2 separate regions of the Homo sapiens genome follow, and region 1 is linked to region 2. The links are chromatin contacts, found by Hi-C in ENCODE. All regions are on one chromosome and are shown on one strand. The core of a region is the stretch at or near the end of the contact, and the rest is flanking DNA. Distances in the headings are between cores, read along the strand shown. Region 1 overlaps TRAK1 (trafficking kinesin protein 1). Region 2 holds the start of ZNF621 (zinc finger protein 621).

The links. A loop is a pair of places that touch in the nucleus more often than their neighbours do. Pooled maps may share reads with other maps.
Region 1: a pooled map shows a loop between it and region 2 (2.9-fold over the local background). The contact joins the enhancer-like site here to the promoter of ZNF621 in region 2. A Hi-C loop is called at or near these places in 2 of 50 pooled maps.

The regions. Positions count from the first base shown.
Region 1 is chr3:42,123,761-42,129,796 of GRCh38, reverse strand. TRAK1 (trafficking kinesin protein 1) reads right to left here. Exons shown (of 16, transcript NM_001042646.3): 2 at 4,183-4,377. Among named protein-coding and RNA genes, the nearest start is that of TRAK1, 35 kb to the right of the region's middle. Within about 2 kb of position 2,401, at least 2 of the 41 ENCODE cell types and tissues checked have a DNase peak (open chromatin) inside an H3K27ac peak, as active enhancers do.
Region 2 is chr3:40,522,547-40,528,975 of GRCh38, reverse strand. ZNF621 (zinc finger protein 621) reads right to left here and starts at 4,016. Exons shown (of 5, transcript NM_198484.5): 1 at 3,702-4,016; 2 at 3,112-3,197. The coding sequence starts at 3,135. RefSeq lists enhancers at 3,535-3,674, 3,234-4,046, 4,325-4,414 and a silencer at 3,975-4,134.

The DNA of each region.
Region 1 (6,036 bases), core at 1,152-3,651, 1.6 Mb before region 2:
TTGCTAGGTATGTGACTTTTCCCTAACTTCCCTGAGCCTCGCCATCCTCATGTGCAGAATGCAAGAGTATTAAATTCAGGCCACTCTGAGGATTACCCAGCACACTGCAAGTACCGTACGTTGACTATGCTTTCTCCCAAATGTCCCATCGTTGTGGGTATATTTGTTTTGTGGGTCATTTTAATTTTCTGTGTTTCTCAGACTCAGGAGTTACAAGTCCACCTGACTGGGAGAAGCACTAAAACTTCTCTGAAAAGGTCATTGTACCACCTGGCAAAGGTGGATGCCCAAAGCTTTCTCGCCTCTTCTTAGGAAGTCAAGTGAGGGCCAAATTTAAAAGGTAAAGCCGCGTTTCTCCACTCAGGGGGAGGATGTGCAGGAAGGGGCTGTGTCTGCTCTGATCTGCATAGCAATGTGTAGCTGGCCCTCTTCTCTAGGATTTCTCACGTAGGGGAGCGTATCAGAACCCCAGCGCTCCTTATCCCCATGCCCGCCCACAACCGAGAACCTCTGCCCTAATCGATGCAGGCTACCTTGTCTTCTCACACGCCTCAAAACTGATACAACATACTGGTGAGTCACAGCATCTCCAGGGTTACACACGTGTAAACAAACACACGAAACCCAAAAAGGATACCATGCACACAGCAGGACTCTGAACCTGTGCCTTCTGGTGACGCTCTGCCAGTTTGGCAAGGCTCACAGACCCTTTCCTCAGGAGAAAGCTTTGAAGACGTAAAATACAAAGGACTGAAAAGGAAAACAATTCCATCTAAAACTTGAAAAACTCTGGGATATTAACAACGACAAAAAAAGGCTGTGATATCTGATAAGTGCTTCTTTATTAAAGAATAAAAGAAATAAAAGATCTAAATAAATAAGACAGAATTCCAGTGTATTCCACAACACTCAGCCTTCCACACGTCCATTTCACCTATAACAAAACAGCTCTACCCAACTGTGACATGAAATAAAAGATCTATCAGCACATTTAACAACAAATGTAACTTCATGGCAGTGATGAACAAAGGCAGTTATTCAAAGTAACTGCTTCCACTGAAGCATGACATGAAAATATCTGTGATTTCTACTGGTGACAATATCACAGGTCCTGCTAATACCACTGTGCCTATGTGTGTCTATGTTCATAACTAAAGGAAATGCTGCATTTCAGTTAGAAGTTAATAAAAATAAAAGTAATTTTTTTGCTCCTTTTTAAGTGCATGGAACCCCTAAATTCTCTCTACAGACCCTTTAGGGGTAGCAGGACCTTAGTGAGAGAGCTCTGCTCTACAGGGTCCTGTATTTAAGAGTTAACACCTGATCGTTCAATTAACAGATATTTAGGAAATAGCTATGTTGCTCTAACTACAGGAACCACAGAAGATACAGAATTAAGTTAAGGCTTGGAGGCAAGCAGGCTCTAAGAACTTTCAGAATCTCTGCTCAATGTTTATTTTGGTTCTTCCAGTTTTATCATAAGTTGTGTTATCTACTACCAGGATTTCTCCTTTTTTCTTAACTGTATAACTAAAAACAAAGCAAACAAACAAAAAAGACACTCACTCTCTGTTCAAGTCTACTGTTTGTTTTTTCGTTTGTTTGTTTGTTTGTTTTGAGATGGAGTTTCGCTCTTGTTGCCCAGGCTGGAGTACAATGGCACGATCTCAGCTCACCACAATCTCCGCCTCCCAGGTTCAAGTGATTCTCCTGCCTCAGCCTCCCAAGTAGCTGGGATTACAGGCATCTGCCACCATGCCTGGCTAATTTTTATATTTTTAGTAGAGATGGGGTTTCTCCACGTTGGTCAGGCTGGTCTCAAACTCCCAACCTCAGGTGATTCACCCGCCTCGGCCTCCCAAAGAGCTGGGATTACAGGTGTGAGCCACCACGCCCGGCCTCAAGTCTACTGTTAAACAGATTTTAGAAACTGTGGCTCAGTGTCATGGAGTAAACACTGAGCCTTTCACACATCCATTTCACCTATGATAAAACCAGCCCTACCCAACTGTAGGCATTTTACAGGAATGAAATGAGGCAATTTGTGTGAATGTTCTCTGAAAATTGTGTGGTGTTGCCCATGGATGGTCTTCCAATTACACTGTAAATGTCAGTGATTAATCAAAGTGTGAATGGTGCCAAGTGCAGTGGCTCACACCTGATTTCCTAGCACTTTGGGAGGCTGAAGCAGGAGGATTGTTTGAGGCCTGGAGTTTGACACCAGCCTGGGCAACATAGGGAGACCCCATCTCTCCAAAAAAAATTAAAAATTAGCTGAGCGTGGTGGTACGTGGTACATACATGTAGTCCTAGCTACTCAGGAAGCTAAGGTGGGAGGGTTGCTTGAGACCAGGAAGTCAAAGCTGCAGTAAGCCATATGTGCACCACTGCACCCCAGCCTGGGCAACAGAGCAAAACCCTGTCTCAACCAAAAAAAAAAAAAAAAAAAGTGTATGAATGGGACCCAGGAGCCTCCTGTGAGAGAAATGGCCATGATAGGTACTGCAGAATCACAAGAGGGTCTCCTAAGGAAAGGTAAGTAACGCAGAGAGATTTCCCAAAAAATAATTCTGTTACAAACTCTACTATTCTCTTGTGAATTTTTTTGCAGACGTCTACAGTCTGAAAAAAGCAAATACAAAATCTACCAAGGAGGTTACTGTAGACTCAGTTTTCCATATGATACCACATATCTCCTTGGTGGTACAGACGTTGTGAATCAACAAAATGACTTGCTAAGAGCCTCCTATATGCTACAAGACACATTAGAAATTCTAAAGCTTTAACTTCAATATGAGTACAATTCTAACATGCTTCATATCTACCCTGGTGTGGATTATTCTGTTATTATCCATATTGAAACTGATTATCTGCAGTATTCACAAAGACTCTGTAGGGTTTATGGGTCAATGTAAGCAAAACCTTTTTCTTATTAATATCTAATAAAGAGAACTGAAAACATCCCTAGATACACCCTAAAGGAGAAACTTGCAGTACCAATTTGTTTATTACAAATAATCTCACAAATTCAAGAAAATTGGAGAGATCAGCCTGTATTAGTAAAAATAATTACAAGAAATCTTTAAAGATGCAACATAAGCTGGTTTTGAACCAAGTTATCTGCAGGTAGGAGGATTGCTATACTTTTTTTTAAGTGACACAGTGATACACAGATATGTAAATTGTTGGCTGCCATAAGTTTTTAAAGAGTGAAATTACTTCTAAAAAGGCACATTTTGAATAAATACCAGAATCATAAAGTATTCATTTTTTAAATTATCCTTTTTTTCAAGTCTGCAATATCAAGTTTCACACCCTGGCCATCATGACCACACTGAAAACACTCACCTAGTTTACTGCTTATCCTACCAGGTATCAGCTCTGCAGCCCATCAGAATGACTGGTTTGCTGCTGCAGTGATATTTGGACTCTCCAAACATCCAGCTTAGTGAGCTTTCACACAACAGTTATCAGCCTTGGTACACATATTTTGCTATGTCACATAAATGAGAAGCCTGGATATTCCCAATATCTTTGGTTTTAAATTTAGACAAACACCTTCCCAGTGAGTTTCTAAGGATTTGTATTTTTGGTAAGAAATAGAAATAGGAACATTTTCAAATTCTTCTGTACAGTCAAAAAAAAAAAAAAGTTGGCTCCCACCTATAATCCCAGCACTTTCGGAGGCCAAGGTGGGTGGGTGGCTTAAGGTCAGGAGTGCTCAGGTTGGTCAGCCTGGCCAACATGGTGAAACCCTGTCTCTACTAAAAATACAAAAATTAGCCGGGCATGGTGGTGCGCGCCTGTAGCCCCAGCTACTCGGGAGGCTGAAGCAGGAGAATCGTTTGAACCCAGGAGGCAGAGGTTGTAGTGAGCCGAGATCACACCATTGCACTCCAGCCTGGGCAAGAGAGCTAGACTCCATCTCAAAAAAATAAATACATAAAAAGTTGGTTCAAATGAAAATCTTACTTGGTCCTCACTCCTCTAAAATTTCTATTCAGAACATTTAAAATTGGGACCTTTTGTGCGGTTAACCCCTACAGCCGCATTTCTTTGACTACCTTTCCAGAGGTGGCAAGCCACATCACAGGGTAGCCAGTACAAGATCTTATTTGGGGCCATGGCTAAGAAGACCTGATCATGATACTGCCATCACAACACACATGGACAACTACTTACGGAAGTATTTTAACGTCTCTTCAATTTGCTCGGTTGTGAGGTCAATGTTGGCATCTGGAGAAATGAGAGGTGTATGGAGCCAGTCGTCGTGGTCATAACCGTAGATGGTGTCGGCTCTTAACTTATAATGGGGCAGCTGCTCCTCCAGCAGGCTAATGATCTCGACTTCCGGAAGATCGGTGCTGTTGCACACATCTAAAGACAAGACAACCAAGAAATGAGAGCCCAGAAATGGCTATGGCCTTGCTGCTAGTTAACTAAACTTGTAGCCTGCGGCAGGTATCTTCGGTTATTTATCTACAGCACAAAGAAGCTAGACAAGGCTATATCAGGAGTCTTTTTCCAATTTAAATTCTAGTCTCAAAACTTTGAATTGTGCATGCTTACGGCCAAGACCTACCCAAATGTTTCCTGCTGTTTAGTGTCCACTATTTAGGAAGAAAAGCCAAAATTTTTGAGCTTTTATCATCTGAGTTAAGTCTTTCCTCCAACCCTTTCTCTGGCCATTCTCCTTCAAGCGTTCTACATGTCAGCCAAACCAGTATTAATTTCACCAGTATGCCTAACTTCTTCATGCCACTCTTTTACCATTGAAGCTATCCTCCTATCTAGAATTTTGCCTTCATTTAATTTATTCATTCATCTGTTCATTCATCCACACTTCCTTCCTTCCATCGATCCATCCATTTGAATCCTGAGTACCACGGGCAAAGGAGACACAGTGGTGAACACAAGAGTCATGGTCCTGCCCTTGAAACACTTATATCCTTATGGGGCATCCAGCAATCACACCAATAGGTGCCCATCCTTTAAGGAATAGCTTGGTGTTTTGAGCACACCAAGCAGAATTAATCTCTCTTACCCTTTCTATACTGACATGCCATTTTGTCAGAACTTCAGTTACTACACTTATTAAGTGTCTTGTGGGTATTTCAGTGTCTGATTCATCTTGTTGGGAGAGGGCAAACTTCCATACACAGCTACCCTTGATCCACCACCTGTACCCCATAGCTCTTGGCCCAGGCTGTGCTCAGGGGGTGCATACTAATGCCTGTGACGGAGAACCAATTCACACAAAGCACATTAATGCAGGCCTTTAAAATGCAAACATGACAACATGGCAAACATAACCAGGATATGTACCCTACTTCTCTATCCCAGTGCTTACTCATCAAAGCAGAACACAGAGACTGAATTAAATAAGTGCTAATGGGTGAGTGGTAATTATCTATCAACTAATTCTGGCATCATCCACTGTATCAGCCTATTTGCATAAGGCATTCCCTATGATGGGAAACAGCCCATGGGAACAGCAGTGGTTTTGTCAACCCATAAATAAACCAAGTGCCTGTGGTGCACACAACTAGACAGGAGAGGAGAGTTAACTTGGTATTTTGTTCTAGGAATGACTCTTCAACAAAGAAAAATTATTCAAAAGATAAGAATATTACTGAGGTTGATTCTTTTTTTTTTTTTTAAGACAGTGTCTCACTCTGTTGCCCAGGCTGGAATGCAGTGGCACAATATTGGCTCACTGCAGCCTTGACCTCCGATCCTCAAGCATTCCTCCCACCTTGGCCTCCCGAGTAGCCAGGACCACTGATGTGCACCATCAAACCCAGCTAATTTTATTTTTTGTAGAGACAAGGTCCCTATGTTGCCCAGGTGGGTCTCGAACTCCTGGGCTCACGCAATCCTCCTGCCTTGGCCCCCCAAAGTGCTGGGATTACAGGCATGAGAAATCTTGCTGGGCCTGAAGTCAATTCTTATCAAAGTCACAGTACCAAGTTCTCGCTTTGAAGTAGAAAACAAAAATAAGAACCTGGATCAAGTGGAGGACCAAACTCACTCTTC
Region 2 (6,429 bases), core at 2,767-5,266:
TAAACTGTATTTTAAAAGGATAACACATTAAGAAAATGAGAAGACATGCTAAAGTCTAGGAGAAAATATTTGCTGAAGACATATCTGATAAAGCACTATTATCCAAAATGTACAAAGAACTCTTTATGAACAAGCCAATTAAGAAACAGGCAAAAGACCTCAACAGACACCTCAACAAAGCAAATATACAGATAGCAAATAGGCATATGAAACTATGCTCAAGATTATATGTCATTAGGGAATTGCAATAAAAACAGTGAGACACCACTACATACCTATTAGAAAGGCCAAAATCCAAAACACTGACAACACCAAATGCTGGCCAGGATGTGAAACAACAGAACTCTCATTCACTGCTGGTGCTAATGAATGCGAAATGGGACAGCCACTTTGGAAGACAGTTCGTCAATTTCTTACAAACTAAACACACTCTTACCATACAACCCAGCAGTCATGCTCCTTGGTGCTTAACTAAATTTAGGAGTTGAAAACTTATGTCCACATAAAAACCTGTACATGGACATTTACAGGGGCTTTTATTCATCATCGCCAAAACTTGGAAGCAACCGAGATGTCCTTCAGTAGGTGAATGGATAAGCTGTAGTATATATAGACAATGGAATATTATTCAGCACTAAAACAAAACGATCTATCAAGCCATGAAAAGACACAGAGGAAACGAAATGCATTACCACTAAATGAAAGAAGTCAATCTGAAAATGCTACGTACTGTGTGATTCTGGCTATATGACATTTTGGAACTGGCAAAACTATGAAGAGAATACAAAAATCAATTGATGGTTGTCAATTGGGACGGGACTAAGGGGAAAGTAAGGATGGATAAGAGGAGCATAAGGTATTTTTAGGGCAGTGAAACTATTCTGCTTATATAATACTATAATAGTGGATATGTGTCATCCATCAAGAGTGAACCCTAATGTAAACTATCAACTTTGGATGACAATGATGTGTTAGTGTAGGTTCACTCCTTGTCACAAACGTGTTACTCTGGTGTGGAATATTAATATTGAAGAAGGTTGTGTGTTTTGTGGTGGCAGGAGATAAATGGGAACTCTTGCTTTCTGCCCAATTTTGTTATCAACTAAAACTGCTCTAAAAAACTATTTTAAGTACCAGTGTTGAATCGTTTCAGGGTAAGTTATTTCTCAATCAAACCACATATGCTGTTTAGGACATATCAGAGAATAAGGAAAGAAAAAAAGCATTTCCATTCTTTTAAAGACACTGACATTTTACTGTGCTGATACCAGACTTGTATTTGAACTTCTATCAGAACTTGTATATACATGTGTAGGGGCAGGGAATATATGGGAAATCTCTGTACCTTCCATTTAATTTTGCTGTGAACCTAAAACTGCTCCAGAAAATAAAAACTACAAATAAATTAATTACATTAAAAAGTAAAATGCAGCCTGGCCAACATGGTGAAACCCCATCTCTACTAAAAATACAAAAATAAGCCCAGCATGGTGGTGTGCACCTGTAATCCCAGCTACTCAGGAGGCTGAGGTAGGAGAATTGCTTGAATCCGGGAGGTGGAGGTTGCAGTGAGCTGAGATCATGCCACTGCACTCCAGCCTGGGTGGCAGAGTGAGACTCTGTCTCAAAAAAAAAAAAAATTTAAAAATGGACAACACTTGCCAGGCACAGTGGCTCACGCCTGTAATCCCAACACTTTGGGAGGCTGAGGCAGGCGGATCACCTGAGGTCGGGAGTTCGAGATCAGCTGACCAACATGGAGAACCCCCGTCTCTACTAAAAATACAAAAATTAGCCGGACGTGGTGGCGGGCACCTGTAATTCCATCTACTCGGGAGGCTGAGGCAGGAGAATCACTTGAACAAGGGAAGTGGAGGTTGCAGTGAGCGAAGATCGCACCATTGCACTCTAGCCTGGGTGTTGCAGTGAGACTCCATCTCAAAAAAACAAACAAACAAACAAAAAACAGGTGCATGCCTGTAATCCCAGCTACTTGGGAGGCTAAGGCAGGAGAATTGCCTGAACCTGGGAGGTGGAGGTTGCGGTGAGCCGAGATAGCGCCATTGCACTCAAGCCTGGACAACAAAGGCGAAACTCCGTCTCAAAAACAAAAAAAATAAAAGGACAACACTTAATATCTTCTTAATTGACCAACACCTTTCTACCATCAATTTGCCACTAAGGGCTAGGAAAATCTTTTTAATATGTAAATCCAACCATGTCATCCCCCTGCTTAAAATTCTTCAGTGCCTTCCCAATGAACCAGTACAGAAACCACTGTCCTCACCATGACCTATAATACAGGTATCTATTTCTTCCATCTCATATTGAACCACTTTCTCTGACCCCTTCCAGTTTCTAGAGTACATCCAGCTTTCTCTGCAACTTCAGAGTCCTTGCATCTAGCATTTAGAAAATGTATATTAAAGCAACAATACTAGTCTCTCTGGGATACATACAATACAATTTGTGGGCAATCTCTCCAATAAAGAATTTCTGATTTCAAGCTAGTGCGGTGGCTCATGCCTATAATCCCAGCACTTTGGGAAGCCGAAGCGGGTGGATCACCTGAGCTCAGGAGTTCAAGACCAGCCTGGCCAACGTGGTGTAAACCCCGTCTCTACTAAAAATACAAAAATTAGCCACACGTGGCGGCGCACATCTGTAATCCCAGCTACTTAGGAGGCTGAGGTATGGGAATCACTTGAACCCAGGAGGCAGAGGCTGCAGTGAGCCGATATCATAGTGCCACTACACTCCAGCTTGGGCGACAGAGTGAGACTCCGTCTCACAAAAAATGAGTCTGATTTCAGTAGGTGACTTTCATTTCTAGAACACGATCTGGATTTCCACATTCAGAAAGAATTTCTTGGTATAGGTCCCCTTTCTTCCATTTAAATCTATACATCCAAACTCATCACTCTCTATACACAAAACTTTCATTTCCCCAGCACATATTTACATCTGCCATAGCCCTGGAGATAGATACAAAGGGGAAAACACAGCTTGGCCAAGTTAGGCCTTCCTCATCCTTTCCTGATTATCTGATAGCTAATGTGAGTAAAAAAACATAAACAAACAAACAAAAAAACTGAAAGAAGCTCAGCTCACCTGAGGCCAAGTTGTTTGGAGCATGGCGGATGTCCCCTGGCTTCATGCACTGTCTTCTGGGTTTGGACAAGCAAGATCCTCAAGAGCTAAGAGAAAAAGAGCCATGAGTGCTAAGGACCCTGTCGTCCACCACCTACAGCAACCTATGGCCCTCCCAGTTTCCACATTTCCAGCACTGGATGCACGGAGATTCTACTAGGACTCCCTCTAATTGTTCTCACGCTGATAGCCCCAAACTTCTTATGAATTGTTCTGCCTAGTCTTCAGGACAATCTTCCACCTGCCTGCTCAGTCCGAAGAGCTTTTTTTGAGCCCATTCGTACGGGTAAACTGAGGGACCCAAGAGCCCTGTCCCTATTGTGTTGGGTCTCTACAAACGTAAAGAGTCTTTACAGAATGCTTACAGGGACGATGACGTGGACCCAAAAGAAAGAACCTCAGGAGAAGAGGGACTGGGGTGGCTGAATGCGGATTAAGGGTAAAATACTCAGCGTCCCAGTGGGTGATGCTGACCGGAGACCCCACCCAACCGTGATCTTAACACTCCACCCAAGAAAACAGGCAACCCCAAACATCAGAAACGTCAGTACCGGGAGCCAGAGGCTGTCAGGGCAAGTTCTTTAGGGCAGAAAAGAGGATCAGGCCTCGGTGGCAAAGGGCTGGACACGGGCTCTAGAAGCCCGAGCAGCCACCTTGACGGCTTCGGCGAGGCCCAGATGCCCACGGTCCGGGTGAAGGAGGGGCGGGCCGCCATTGGGACCAAGTTCAGGGGTAGTGGGGGCTGACGAGCCGCCAGGGGCAGCGAGGAAGCCGGCACCGGGCGGACCTGGCACGTAGAACTCGCTGAAACCCACGCTCTGCAGAACGCCGAGGAGCTGGTCACTAACTAAAGGCCGAGCCGGAAGGGCGAGTGCACGCCCAGGGTCCCTCTAGGCCCCCGGAGGCCGCCATCTCGGTCGCCCCGTGGCCAGACCCGCCCCGCCTTTCATGGCTGGCCCCGCCCTGCGGAAGAGGCGAGGTTGCGGCGACCGGCTGGGCTGAGAGGCCGGCGGCGGGCGTGGAACTGTGGCGCTCTAAGCCCGGCTTTCTCCGGCAGCCGTCGGCATCGCCTCTGGCTGGAGTGTCACGGACTGATACAGCCTGGCTCTACCGAGACCTCGCCCTCTAGGCACAAGTGGGCCCCCAGTTCACGGGCTGCGCCTCAGCTGTTGGCCGCCTTGGCCCCGTGGCTCACCTGAAGCCTGGGCCGTGCAGGTGAGGGGAGAATGGCGCCTGCTTTGTCATCTCTAAGAGGCCCAAGCCCAGGATCTTGCTTGGGTCCTCAGCTGGGCAGTCCTCAGGGAAACCATGGTTTCCACTCGCCGTTTTAGCCCTCTCCCTTCCAAGGACCTAGATGTGCGTAGAACCTTTTAGGACAGATTCATTTAACAACCAAAACACCCGTGGCTACATACAGTTGCTAGGCATCCTGTATACACAGGACATGTCCTATATTAAATGATCTTGTCCTGTGTTGACTTTGGGAGGACACCCTAAATGTCTTATATTTAGCTTTTTCCAATAAATTACAAAAACTCGTAGTTACAGCTATTTTTCTGCTCAGTAACTGGCACTTAAATAAAATGTTAACACCAGCTGAAATATATATATCTCATACTTCCATAAATAATGATCTGGACAGACCTTTATGGTCTGTTCTGTTAGTTGGACTGCAGGAAGAAAAAACAGTGAAGAGGGGAGGCTGCTAATTAAAAGAACTTACTTTTCATATTCAGGAAAGGAAAAGACTGTTTTTTGACCAAAGTCCCAAGTCACTAACAAGTACTTGCCATTAATTTACATAATTTTAGATCAGTACACGTACTCTGAAAATCAACCAGTACACAACAGCCTCACTCCAAGCTTCTGAACATGAGCCAGTCAGTGATAAACACTTCCCGAAGCCAGCCAGTGGCAGCTCTACCCAGCTCATTGGCAAGTACCTCACTACTGTGCCCTTCCTTCTGGACAGGAGCCTTTCTCCAGTATCAAAGTGGTTGCTAAGATGGACAGACTTTGTTTTTTTTTTTTTTGCTTGTTTTTTGTTTGTTTGTTTTTTTGAGACGGAGTCTCGCTCTGTCGCCCAGGCTGGAGTGCAATGGCGCAATCTCGGCTCACTGCAAGCTCTGCCTTCTGGGTTCACGCCATTCTCCTTCCTCAGCCTCCCGAGTAGCTGGGACTACAGGCACCCCGCCACCACGCCCAGCTAATTTTTTGTATTTTTAGTAGAGACGGGTTTTCACCGTGTTAGCCAGGATGGTGTCGATCTCCTGACCTTGTGATCCGTGCACCTCGGCCTCCCAAAGTGCTGGGGATTACAGGCGTGAGCCACCGCGCCCGGCCCAGACTTTGTTTTACTTTAATCACGCTGATAACTTCTCCTGAACACAGTTCCAGATACCAGGCTCCTCACCACCAAGCATTTCCATGCTATAAAGGGGAATTGGTCTCCCACCACTAAAAGATAAAAAATGATCCTGGATATCTAGATATATTGCTTTATTACAGGGGTCCCACTTCTTGGATTTGTTATTCCTTTCTTAAGAATTAGACTGACTTATGAAGTCCTATTATGGAGAGTATCTTAGGTATCTACTGCTGCATAACAAATCACCCTAAAACCTTATGGCTGAAAACAAAACACACTTATTATCTCTTAAAGTTTCTATGAATCAGTGAACATAGTCAGTCAGTCCTAAAAAGAGAAAAAGGAAAAAAAAAAAAGGTTCTGTGGATGAGGAATTCGGGAGTGGCTTGGCTGGATGGTACTGGCTTGGGATCTCTCATGAGGGTCTAGTCAGGTGTCACCTGGGACTGCAGTCACTTGAAAGTTGGACTGAGGCTGGGGATTTGCCTCAAAGGTAACTCACTCACATGGTTGGCACATAGATGCCAGCTATTAGTGTGAAACTTCCCTTCCTGCGCCGGGTGCAGTGGCTCAGACCTGTAATCCCAGCAATTTGGGAGGCCAAGGCAGGCAGATCACCTGAGGTCAGGAGTTTGAGGCCACCCTGGCCAACATGGCGAAACCCTGTCTCTACTAAAAATACAAAAATTAGCTGGGCGTGGTGGCGGGCACCTGTAACCCCAGCTACTTGGGAGGCTGAGGTAGGAGAATCACTTGAACCCAGGAGGCGGAGGTTGCAGTGAGCCAAGATCCCGCCACTGCACTCCAGCCCAGGATATAGAGCAAGACTGTCTCAAAAAAAAAAGAAAAGAAAAGAAAAAGAAGCCTCCCTTCGCACACCGCGTATCTGTACATGGCTGAGTATCCTCACA